2 separate regions of the Homo sapiens genome follow, and region 1 is linked to region 2. A link is an interaction called in ENCODE POLR2A ChIA-PET data of the cell type or tissue named here. Cell type or tissue: GM12878. All regions are shown on one strand. Links, peaks and the distances in the headings refer to the core of each region. The heading gives the core; the rest is flanking DNA.

Evidence for each region. ChIA-PET counts read pairs that join two places held together with the same protein. Peaks named below come from ENCODE experiments on the same cell type or tissue, not always from the same donor. Only the 100,000 strongest peaks of a DNase experiment are listed, where the experiment ranks them.
Region 1: POLR2A ChIA-PET joins it to region 2 with 10 read pairs; 10 of 35 experiments call an interaction of 5 or more read pairs at or near these places.

The regions. Positions count from the first base shown.
Region 1 is chr2:64,526,758-64,531,989 of GRCh38, forward strand. All of the region lies in intron 1 of AFTPH (aftiphilin), which reads left to right. Among named protein-coding and RNA genes, the nearest start is that of MIR4434, 3.9 kb to the left of the region's middle. In GM12878, for the core only: no CTCF peak of the experiment used is centred there; no DNase peak of the experiment used is centred there; H3K4me3 peaks cover 2,892 bases; H3K27ac peaks cover 1,608 bases.
Region 2 is chr2:64,616,216-64,621,717 of GRCh38, forward strand. LINC02579 (long intergenic non-protein coding RNA 2579) reads left to right here. Exons shown (of 4, transcript NR_034023.1): 4 at 1-267. Among named protein-coding and RNA genes, the nearest start is that of LINC02579, 12 kb to the left of the region's middle. In GM12878, for the core only: no CTCF peak of the experiment used is centred there; no DNase peak of the experiment used is centred there.

The DNA of each region.
Region 1 (5,232 bases), core at 1-5,000, 90 kb before region 2:
TGAGCAGTATATATGTTGCTCATATATATTGCTTCCTATGAGCAAGATAGTTTTCTAAATGCTTTATATACAGTGTACTAACTCAATCCACACAACAACCTGTAAGGCAGTAAGTAGTAGTATCCCTCATTTTTCAGAGAGGAAACTGAGGCACACAGATACTAAGTAACTTGCCTTAGGTCAAACAGCTGTTAAGTGACAGATCCGTTTGCTAGACCATTTATATAGTCTCATGCAAAACTATACTATGTATTGTCTGTGATTTGTGCAATATGTAGCAAAAGTATAACAACATGCATGGGAATGATAAACACCAAGTCAGACTAAAAGTGACCTTTGGAGAACTTGAGAGGGATGAAGGATCTAGGAGGGGCCCATGGGTTTACAAACATATCTTTATATCCTTAAAAAAAATCCGAAGTTGACTTGTTAAGAGATTAAGATTTAACACACCTGGGTGATGGTTACTGGCTCATTCATTATGGCTTTTTTCTCCCTAAGGTTTGCATGAAGTTCTTCACAATGAAATTAAAAGTTTAAAGGCCGGGCATGGTGGCTCACACCTGTAATCCCAGCACTTTGGGAGACCGGGGTGGGCAGATCACCTGAGGTCGGGAGTTCAAAACCAGCCTGACCAACATGGAGAAACCCCGTCTCTACTGAAAATACAAAATTAGCCGGGTGTGGTGGCACATGCCTATAATCCCAGCTATTCGGGAGACTGAGGCAGGGGAATCGCTTGAACCCGGGAGGCGGAGGTTGCAGTGAGCTGAGATCATGCCAGTGCACTCCAGCCTGGGCAACAAGAGCAAAACATCATCTCAAAAAAAAAAAAAGAAATTAAAAGTTTAGGTATTTAACTTTAAAACATATATAAAGTATCACTCTTCTTTCAGCATTGTATATTTAAAAAAAGGACAGGAAAGGAGTTAGTATTATTTTGTGTTGACTTTCTTTTAAAATACAAGGAGCTTCTAAGTTAAAAAAATGTTTTTAATTAAGAATTGTTTGCCTCTCCAGATTCCTCTGCATTAACTTCCCTTGCCTGGACTCTTCCCTATTGCTGGCAACCATTTAACAGCCCTTTGTCACACTCCTAGTGTCTATTTCTGGCCTTTCCCTTCTAGGGTAGGGGCTCATAGGTCTGTGGATTAGACCTATTCCCAAGAAAAGGGAAAAGGTCAGAACTAAGTGGGGAGGAAGAAAGGAGGTGGGGAATCACTGCTTATTGATTTGGGATAATTGAGAAGAAGAGGGAAATAATGATTTAAGACTCCATCCTATGGTTGTCAGTCACTGTCACCCTTGTTCCAAATAGCTAACTTGAAGATAAACCTTGCAAAGATAGATTGCTAATTAATTAAAGGTTAATTTACTAGCACTGTATTTGTGAATAATTCCCATCGGAAAATTACACAGTAAATGAGAATTAATTTACTGTAGGTTCTATTTATGTAAATATTTACAGTATACCATAAACCATTTCAATTAAATATCTACTGACACCATGCATGTTATCTTCTTCCTTTCATTCATAAAACAAGTATCTATTGAGCACCTGCTATTTGTCCGGCCCTGTTCTAGGTGCTGGGGATACTGAAATGAGCAAACAAGAAAAAAAATCTGCCCTCCTACAGCTTCAGTTTCTTTATGTATATATGTATGTACTCACACATTTGTGTACATATTTGGGACAAATAAGCAAATAGCAATAAAATAAGCAATAGCAATAATGGCAGATGATGTTAAGTATCATCAGAAAAATGGAATCAGTTTTGGGGGATAGGGAGTGGTGAATTTTTTGCTTTGAGCCAGTAGTAAGGGAGGTTGGTGGGGCTTGCTGTTTTATATAGAGTGGAGTCAGAGAAGGCTTAAACCTGAAGAAGGGGAAGCAAATAAGAAGAGTGGTAGAGACAGAAGTATGCCTGGAATAGTCAAGAAATTGTGGCAGAGAAGTCTGGGGTGGATAGAATAGGGTGAACAAGTAGAAGAGTAGTACAAATTGTGATCAGAGTTAGAGGGTGAGAGGGGCAGTGTTTTAGGGTCCTTACAGAAATTCTAATGACTTAGGCTTTTTACTGTGGGAGATGGTAAGTCATTGCAGGATTTTTGAGTAAAGGTGTAAGATAATTTATGTTGTAAAAGGATCTGTCTAGCTGTTATATAGAAAATAGACTATAGGAGTGGAATGTAAGAATAGAAGCAGAGTCAGGAGAGAATTGTGCTGGTAGAGTTAAGAAGAGATGGTAGTGGCATGAACCAAGATGGTAGCAGTAGAGATGAGAAGTGGTAGGACAGTTTCTTGAATTGGAATCTGCAATAATTCCCTCATTTTTAAACTCAGAAAGCTTACAGAGGCACTCCCTTCTGAAAATTCAAGGCCCTTGCAACCTATGTTTCCAGCTTACTGCCTGTACCCTTCATATATCCTGTGTTCTAACCATATTTTATTATGTGTCTTACTGTTCCTTGATAGGGGCCCCATGCTTTATCTTTAATGACTACCATTTCCTCTGTCAATTAAATCCTTCCTATTTCAAATTTTCTCCTTTTTGAAGTTTTTTTTTTTTCACCATTCCTTCTCTTCCCAATCAAGTGTGATCTTTTTCTTAGAATCTTGGTAGCCACATTTTACTTCAGTGATGTTTATATTCTATCTTGCATTATTTTTGCTGTTCTCTTGTATTATTCTCCTTAATTAGCTGTAAGTTTCTTTAAGGTTGTGACTCCTTTTACTCAGTTCTACCACAGTTTTGTATGTAATAGATGCTCAGTAAATAGTGGGTGTATACATATTTAAATTTTTTAAAATAGTCTTATTGCAGAGGCATACAGGAGCATCATAGAAAATAGACAAGCAAAAAAAAACAAATCACTTTTTTTTTTTTTTGAGACAGAGTCTCACTGTGTCACCCAGGCTGGAGTACAGTGGAGTGATCATGGCTCACTGCAGCACAGACCTCCTGGGCTCAGGCAGTCTTCCTGCCTCAGCCTCCTAAATAGCTGGGACCACGGGCGCACACCACCATGCCTGGCTAATTGTTTTTATTAGTAGTAGAGACAGGGCCTTGTTATGTTGCCCAGGCTGGAAAAATTACTTTAAAAAAATCCCTCAGCCAGGCGCAGTGGCTCACGCATGTAATCCCAGCACCTTGGGAGGCCAAGGCGGGCATATCACTTGAGGTTTGGAGTTGGAGACCAGCCTGGCCAACATGGTGAAACCCCGTCTCTTCTAAAAATATAGAAAAATTAGCCAGGCATGGTGGCGGCCGCCTGTAATCCTGGCTACTGAGGAGACTGAGACAGGAGAATCACTTGAACCTGAGAGGTGGAGGTTGCAGTGAGCCAAGATCATGCCATTGCACCCCAGCCTGGACAACAGAGTGAGGCTCCGTCTCAACAACAACAAAAAAAAGCAAATCCCTCACTGTTACAGTTTATATAATAATGCATATTTTCCTACACATTTTAATATATATGTGTACTTTTTACCAAAATGAAGACTTGTTGTAGTGTTTTGTAGTTTTTTTTGTTTTAAGTCAGTTTAGTCATCTAAACTAATATTCAAGGCCATATTCAGATTCTTCCCCAGTTCACCCAAAAATGTCCCCTGGCAACTGATTTACCCAAATCATTATCTACATCATATTATGTTTTTCCAGTTATTAAAATTATGAAAAAATAATGTGCTTATTATAGAAAATTTGGGAAAATGTGGAAAAAAAGTAGAAAGAAAATGGGTGTGCCCATGATGGCAGGAACCCTTCTGTTTTAATGCCTGGCACAAAGTAACACTCAATAAATACATGTTAAGAGGGATAATAGAAGAAAAATATCACTGGTCATCATACTACAAAAAGAAAACTGTTAATATTTTGGTTTTCTTCCTGTTTTATTTTTACTGTGGATATGTGAGCATGTCATACATATACATATGAATCATATTGCGTTGATCTTTCTTTTACTTATTAAATTGTGAGCATTTCTCCATGTTACTAAATTTTCCTTAAAACATGCTTTTTGGCTGGGTGTGGTGGCTCACACCTGTAATCCCAGCACTTTGGGAGGCCGAGGCGGGAGTATCACTTGAGGTCAGGAGTTTGAGACCAGCCTGGCCAACATGGTAAAACCCCGTCTCTACTAAAAATACAAAAATTAGCCAGGCGTGGTGTCAGGCACTTGTAATCCCAGCTACTCGGGAGGCTGAGGCAAGAGAATTGCTTGAACCCGGGAGGTGGAGATTGCAGTGAGCCTAGATCACACCACTGCACTCCAGTCTGGGTGACAGAGTGAGACTTCATCTCAAAAAAAAAAAAAAAAAAAACACCACAAAATGAAAAAAACCATGCTTTTTAATGACTGTGTAGAATGCCATTTTCAAGTTATCTCTGCTATTTCCCACTAATGTGGGTTTTCCAGATTTTACCATCATAGAAGAGCATCTTGGTGAAAAAGTTTGTACATAATTCTTTGACCTTATTGTTGATTATTTTCATAGGATCAAATCTTAGAAGTAGAGTTATTAAGTCAGAGGGAAAGCCTGTTACTTTCTAAGAGGTTATAATAAAATCACTCCTACCAGCAGTGGTTGGGTCCCCATCTCCCTTATTTCCTCAGATGATCAGTAATATGCAGTTTTTAAATTACTGGAATTTTTATTTTGAATTTAGGCTTTTCAGCAGTGTGGAATGTTTGCATAATTTAAAATTTTTGAATGATTTAAACCTGAGATATGCCTTTATTTGATATAAGATTAATCTTGCTTAATGCCATGCTCTTTTTAAGTTAACCTATTCTGTTAGCAAGCTATTTAAGTATAAAAAAATACAGTACTATCTTCTAGAACTATCTTGTCTAATACAGTAGCCACTAGCCAAATGTGTCACTTGAAATGAAACTAGCCCAAATTAAGATGTGATTTCAGTGTAAAATACACAGCAGATTTTAAAAACTAATGTGAAATATATCAGTAATATTTTACATTGGTCACATGTTAAAATAATATTGTGGATACTTTGGGTTAGATAAAATTTCATCTGTTTCTTTTTAAATGTGGCTACTAGAAGATTTTTAATTGCATATATGGCTTAATTGTTGTCAGTTGGACAGCCCAGCTCTAGAAATGACACTTTTTATTTAGAGAAAAAATATAAGATTAACTTAACTCTTATAGAAAGGAATACATAGATTTTTTAAAATTACATATTACATTTAAACCTCTCAATATATTTT
Region 2 (5,502 bases), core at 292-5,291:
GGAGAAGCTGGGCCCATTTCCTAACTCAGAGGAGGCCACAGTCCCTGGGGCAGGAACTGGCCCCTCCTATTCTTCCCTTGCCCTCCAGAGTGGGGTTGCCTGGGACCAGGTCCTCAGAAACTGTGATGGGAGGAGGGCACCTTTACAACAGCAGGTGGAGCACCTGTAAGTCCTAAGTTCCCTTCCCCAAAGACCAAGAAAGAGTTTGGAGAAGACTGGAGCCAGCCTTGCCTTCTCCTCTCCTGAAGGAATGGATACATGAATGAATGAATGCCTCTACTTTACTCTTTTATTTTTAGAGTTAAGGTAGAGAAAGAATAAAATAGCTGTGGATGTACAAACACCATTTAGAACACAGTTAAACAAGCCCAGAAGCTTAGTTGAATACAAGTGTCAATAGGCAACCACATTTTGCATTTGCTGCCCAGCAGCTAAACCAGAACTGGGCCCTGCAGTGCAGTAGTTTGGCCAACTGTTTAATGAATGAATGACATGACATGACCACACATTTCAGATAACGGGGAAAACGGGGAGGAAGCTTTGGGGGGTGTGTCTCCGCACCCACATAGAGTTGAAGTCACTTGTACTTGGTATAACTTGACAGCTCGGTGAGCTTTAGAATCAAGCACCCACAGATGGGGAAATCTCATTTTCTAAATGAAATTAACAAAGTAGGAGGGGCAGATCAGGGTGTTTCAATTCATACCCCAGCCTGCTCTCCTAGCAATCTGGTAACTAGACCAGAGCTTCTGCTAAGTAAGTTAATCAAACAACACCTGCTGGGGCGGTGCTGCCCACAGACTTGCCCACCATTCTAAGACCCTGTACACACACACACACACACACACACACACACACACACACACACACACTGTCATCCTGTTCTGGGCTATTCTATGTGTTTGATGCTTGAGCCAAAGATAGAATTTGTGTGGACTGTTTTCCCTGAACACTTAACTTTTGCCTGACCAGGTACCCAAGAACTCTTCCCGAGAGCCCAACCCAGGCCTTGAGCAGCCACATTGCCACAGGCCCTCTGGCTTTATTGCTGTGTTGTTGACTCAGCTGGGGATTTCTGGTGGCTTTGAGATTCTCTCTCCATCTGGACTCAGTCTCTGAGGCTCCAGACTCCTTCCTAGTCCCTATTTCCTCCTGTCTTGTCCCCCTTGGACTCACCTGGGCAATGGGCTTCTCCAGTCTGAAAGGGTCAGGCCCTGTTAGGCTGGGGCCACTGCCCTGGGCAGCATCTGGAGTGAAAGGCAAGCTGAGCTGCTGTCAGGCCCTGAGAAACAGGTATTTTTATTCCGGGGAGTGGCCCCTTTTCGGGACTCAGACCCTGGGAATTCAGGTGCCCCACTCAGCTCTAGCTAAAGTTGGGCTCCCAGGACCCTCACCAGGCTAAGAGTGAATGCGCTTGGGTTTCTTAGCTCCCCTGCCCCCCCCACCATTCCCCATAGTGGGTTCCTTTTGTCTTCACTAAATCCCCTCCAATCTCCCCTTCCAAAAGGCAGCAGATCCAAGTGGAATTCAACACCCAAACACTCACACAAAGGCAAGGATTAATAGCTGGCTTTGTCTGGGCACAGATGTGCAGCAGCTTGGCGGGGGGGTGGGGAGGGGGCATTTTTTTCTTGCCACTTGAGTCAGCTGGGTTCTGGCTCCGCACTTGAGGGTGGGGAGGGGAGGAAGCTGGGGAGGAACTGCTGCATGGATTCCCCTCGAGGGCACCACACCCGACTTCTCTGAGCTGGTATGTTCTTGGGAGTCTGGTCCCCACGAAGGAGAGACTTCCTCTACAAAGTTCTTCTCTGGCTGGGAGGCCTGTCAGCCTCTCTTCCTTTGACTTCAACAAGTCACACTCACAAGCTGGTGCGCAGTCTCTGGACTCAGTTCCTGTTCTTCCAGAGCCTGAGCTCTAAAACAGGCCCCAGACATTCTCAAAGAAACCCTGAGAGCTGAGCGGACTAACTGGGACACTGACAGGAGGCACACGGGGGCATACTGCAGGAGGATGGGGAATGTTCCTGGAGGAGCTGGGGCTTAATCTGAGCTCCAAAGGATGGACAGAGGGGAAAGAAGGGGACTTCTTTGCAGCGACTCCAGGAGGGGTCAGTGGGGCAGGAGAGAGCAGGGCCTTGAAGGTATGGGAAGGGGAATGAATATTTCCTGTGGCAATAGGGAGCCACTGAAGTTGTAGATCAGAGTCAGAGCTGGAGAAGCACCATGGGTGTAAGGAAGCCTGTTCTGTTATTGGGCATAGAACAGGCTGGAGGAGGTGGTAGCCAAGGAAACAAATGGGTGTCTCTGGGCCAGAGCTCATTCTCACTCAGCCCCTCTGCATCCAACAGAATCCCTTATTTGAACAATCCATGCTACTATTCAACCACACAATCACGGAATTACAAATTTGGTCCTCAATATTTAGGGACAGAAATATCATGTTTCCCTATTGTTCTATGTCAGGTAAATTAGGCTTCATTCCTAAACACAGAGCTCATTGGAAATATGACATCAGTCAAGTTTGGGGTGAAGGGGTGCTTCCCCTTCCCTAGGGTGGGACAAGTATCTGGGGTCTCCAGACCAGCTGGTCTCTGAGGGGCTTGTTGATCAAGACAAGACCCCTGGTATCAGGAGGTTTATATGCTAGAGGAGGAAAAACAGTAAGAAACAAGGAAGCAAATGAATAAATGGGATAGCTTTAGATCAAGTTTGTCCAACCTGTGGCCTGCAGGCCACGTGCAGCCCAGGACAGCTTTGAATGCAGCCCAGCACAAATCTGTAAACTTTCTTAAAACATTATGAGATTTTTTTTTTCCTGAGACAGAGTCTTGCTCTGTCACCCAGGCTGGAGTGGAGTGGCATGGTCTCGGCTCACTGCAGCCTCCGCCTCCCAGGTTCAAGTTATTGTCCTGCCTCAGCTTCCTGAGTAGTTGGGATTACAGGCATGTGCCACCACACCCAGTTAATTTTTTGTATTTTTAGTAGAGACGGGGTTTCACCATGTTGGCGAGGCTGGTCTCGAACTCCTGACCTCAGGCGATCTGCCCACCTTGGCCTCCCAAATTGCTGTAATTATAGGCATGAGCCACCATGCCTGGCCAAACATTATGAGTTTTTTTAGCAGTTTTTTTTTCCTTTTTTTTTTTTTTTTTAGCTCATCAGTTATCATTAGTATTAGTGTATTTTATGTGTGGCCCAAGACAATTCTCCTTCTTCCCATGTGGCCCAGGGAAGCCAAAAGATTAGACACCCTTGCTTTAGATAGTGACAAATGCTGGAGAAGAACAGACTGATATGTCTGGCTGGGATGAGTGGTCAGAGAAGGCTACTCTGAGGAGAGAGCATTTCAGCTGAGAACTGGAGGATGAGAAGGAGTGAGACATAGTAGAATCTCATCTAGTCTAGATATTTAACCCTTTTTGGTCTAAAAACAGTAATTTCAGAGAGCTCAACGTAATACAGAGATAGAGGTGCTGAGCATATTTAATGCAAAGGAATGGAGGCAGGACTGAGATTGGAGTGGCAGTCTCAGCTCAGAAAAGGTGGTGCAATGACAGGGCACTGAGTGAGGGACACATAGGAAAAAGTGAGCTCAGAGGGCAGGTCTGGCTAGAGAAGGAGTTGAGAGTCTAAGTTCAGTGGGAAAAATAAATTTCGAGGGTCAGATTGTGAACTGATTCATGTTTGGAATGTTAAAATGTTGAATGTTTTACAATTTGAAATTAAAGACAATACCATTTACATTAGCACCTCAAAATAAGAAATACTCTAGTATAAATCTAACAAAACATGTACAAAATCTATATGAGTAAAACAATAAAATGCTGGTAAAATAAATCAAAGATCTAAATAAATAGAGAGATATTCCATGTTCGTGGATGGTGAGACTCAATATTGTTCAGATATCGGTTCTTTCCAGCTTGATCTATAGATTCAATATAATCATAATCAACTCCCAGTTGTCTCTTTTGTGGAACTGGCAAAGCAATTCTTAAGTTTATGTAGAGAGGCAAAAGACTAGAACAGTTAACACAATATTGAAGGAGAAAACAAAGTCAGAGGGCTGACGCTACCCCATTTCAAGATGTACTGTAAAAGCTGTTGTGATCACCTGCAGTCCCAGTTACTTGGTGAGAGGATTGCTTGTGCCCAGTAGGTCGAGGTTGCAGTGAGTTATGACTGCACCACTGTGCTCTAGCCTGGGCCACAGAGTGAGACTCCACCCCTAAAAAAAAATTCAAAATAGATTCTAGATCTAAATATAAAAGCAAAACTATAAAAATTCTAGAAGATAACACAGAAGAAAATCTAGGTGACCTTGGATTTGGTGATGACATTTTAAATACAACACCAAAAGTATGATACATAAAAGAAAAAAATGACAAATTGAGTTTCATTAAAATTAAAAACTTCTCTGCCAAAGACATTGTTGAGAGAACGAAAAGACGAGCCACAGACTAGGAGAAAATATTAGCAGAACACGTATCTGATAAAGGACTGCTATCCAAAGTACACAAAGAACCCTTCGACAATAAGAAAACAATTCAATTAAAAATGAGCAAAGATCGGAACAGACATCTCACCAAAGGCATACAGATGGCAAATAAACACATGAAAAGATGCTCAACATAATATGTCATTAGGGAGTTGCAAATTAGAATAACAATGAGATACCACTACACACCTATTATAATGGCTAAAGTCCCAAACACTGGCAACACCAAATGCTGAAGTGGCTGAAGAGCAATAGAATTCTCATTCATTGCTGGTGGGAATGCAAAATGATACACACACATTGGAAGGCAGTTTGGGAGTTTCTTGCAAAGCTGAACATACTCTTACATATAATCCAGCGATCACCCTCAGGAATTTACCCAAATGAACTGAAAACTTATGTCCCCCCTGCACATAAATGTTTATAGCACCTTTATTCAAAAAATTGCAAAAACTTGAACCAAGATATCCTTCAGCAGGTAAAGGTTAAATAAATAGTGGTTCACCCAGACAATGAAATATTATTCACGGTTAAAAAACGATCAAGCTATCAAGTCATGAAGGAACCTTAAATGTGTAATGCTAAGTGAAAGAAGCCAGTCTGAAAAGGCTATATACTATATGATTCCAGTATATGACATTCTGGAAAAGGCAAACTTGTGGAGACAGTGAAAAGATCAGAGGTTGCCCGGGTTCCTGGGGAGGGGCGAGGGATGAATTGTGGGAACACGGGATATTTAGAGCAGTGAAACTACTCTGGATGACACTATAATAATGGTAGCCATTATACATTTGTCAAAACCCACAGCACTCACAACACTAAAAGTGAACTCTGATATAAACTATAAACTTCAGCTAATAATAATAATACATGAAGCACTTTGGGAGGCCAAGCCAGGAGGCTAGTTTGAGCCCAGGAGTTCAAGGCCAGCATGGGCAACAGAGCAAGCCCTCAGCTTTACAAAAAATAAGAAAAATTAGCCAGGCGTGGTCATGAGCACCTGTAGT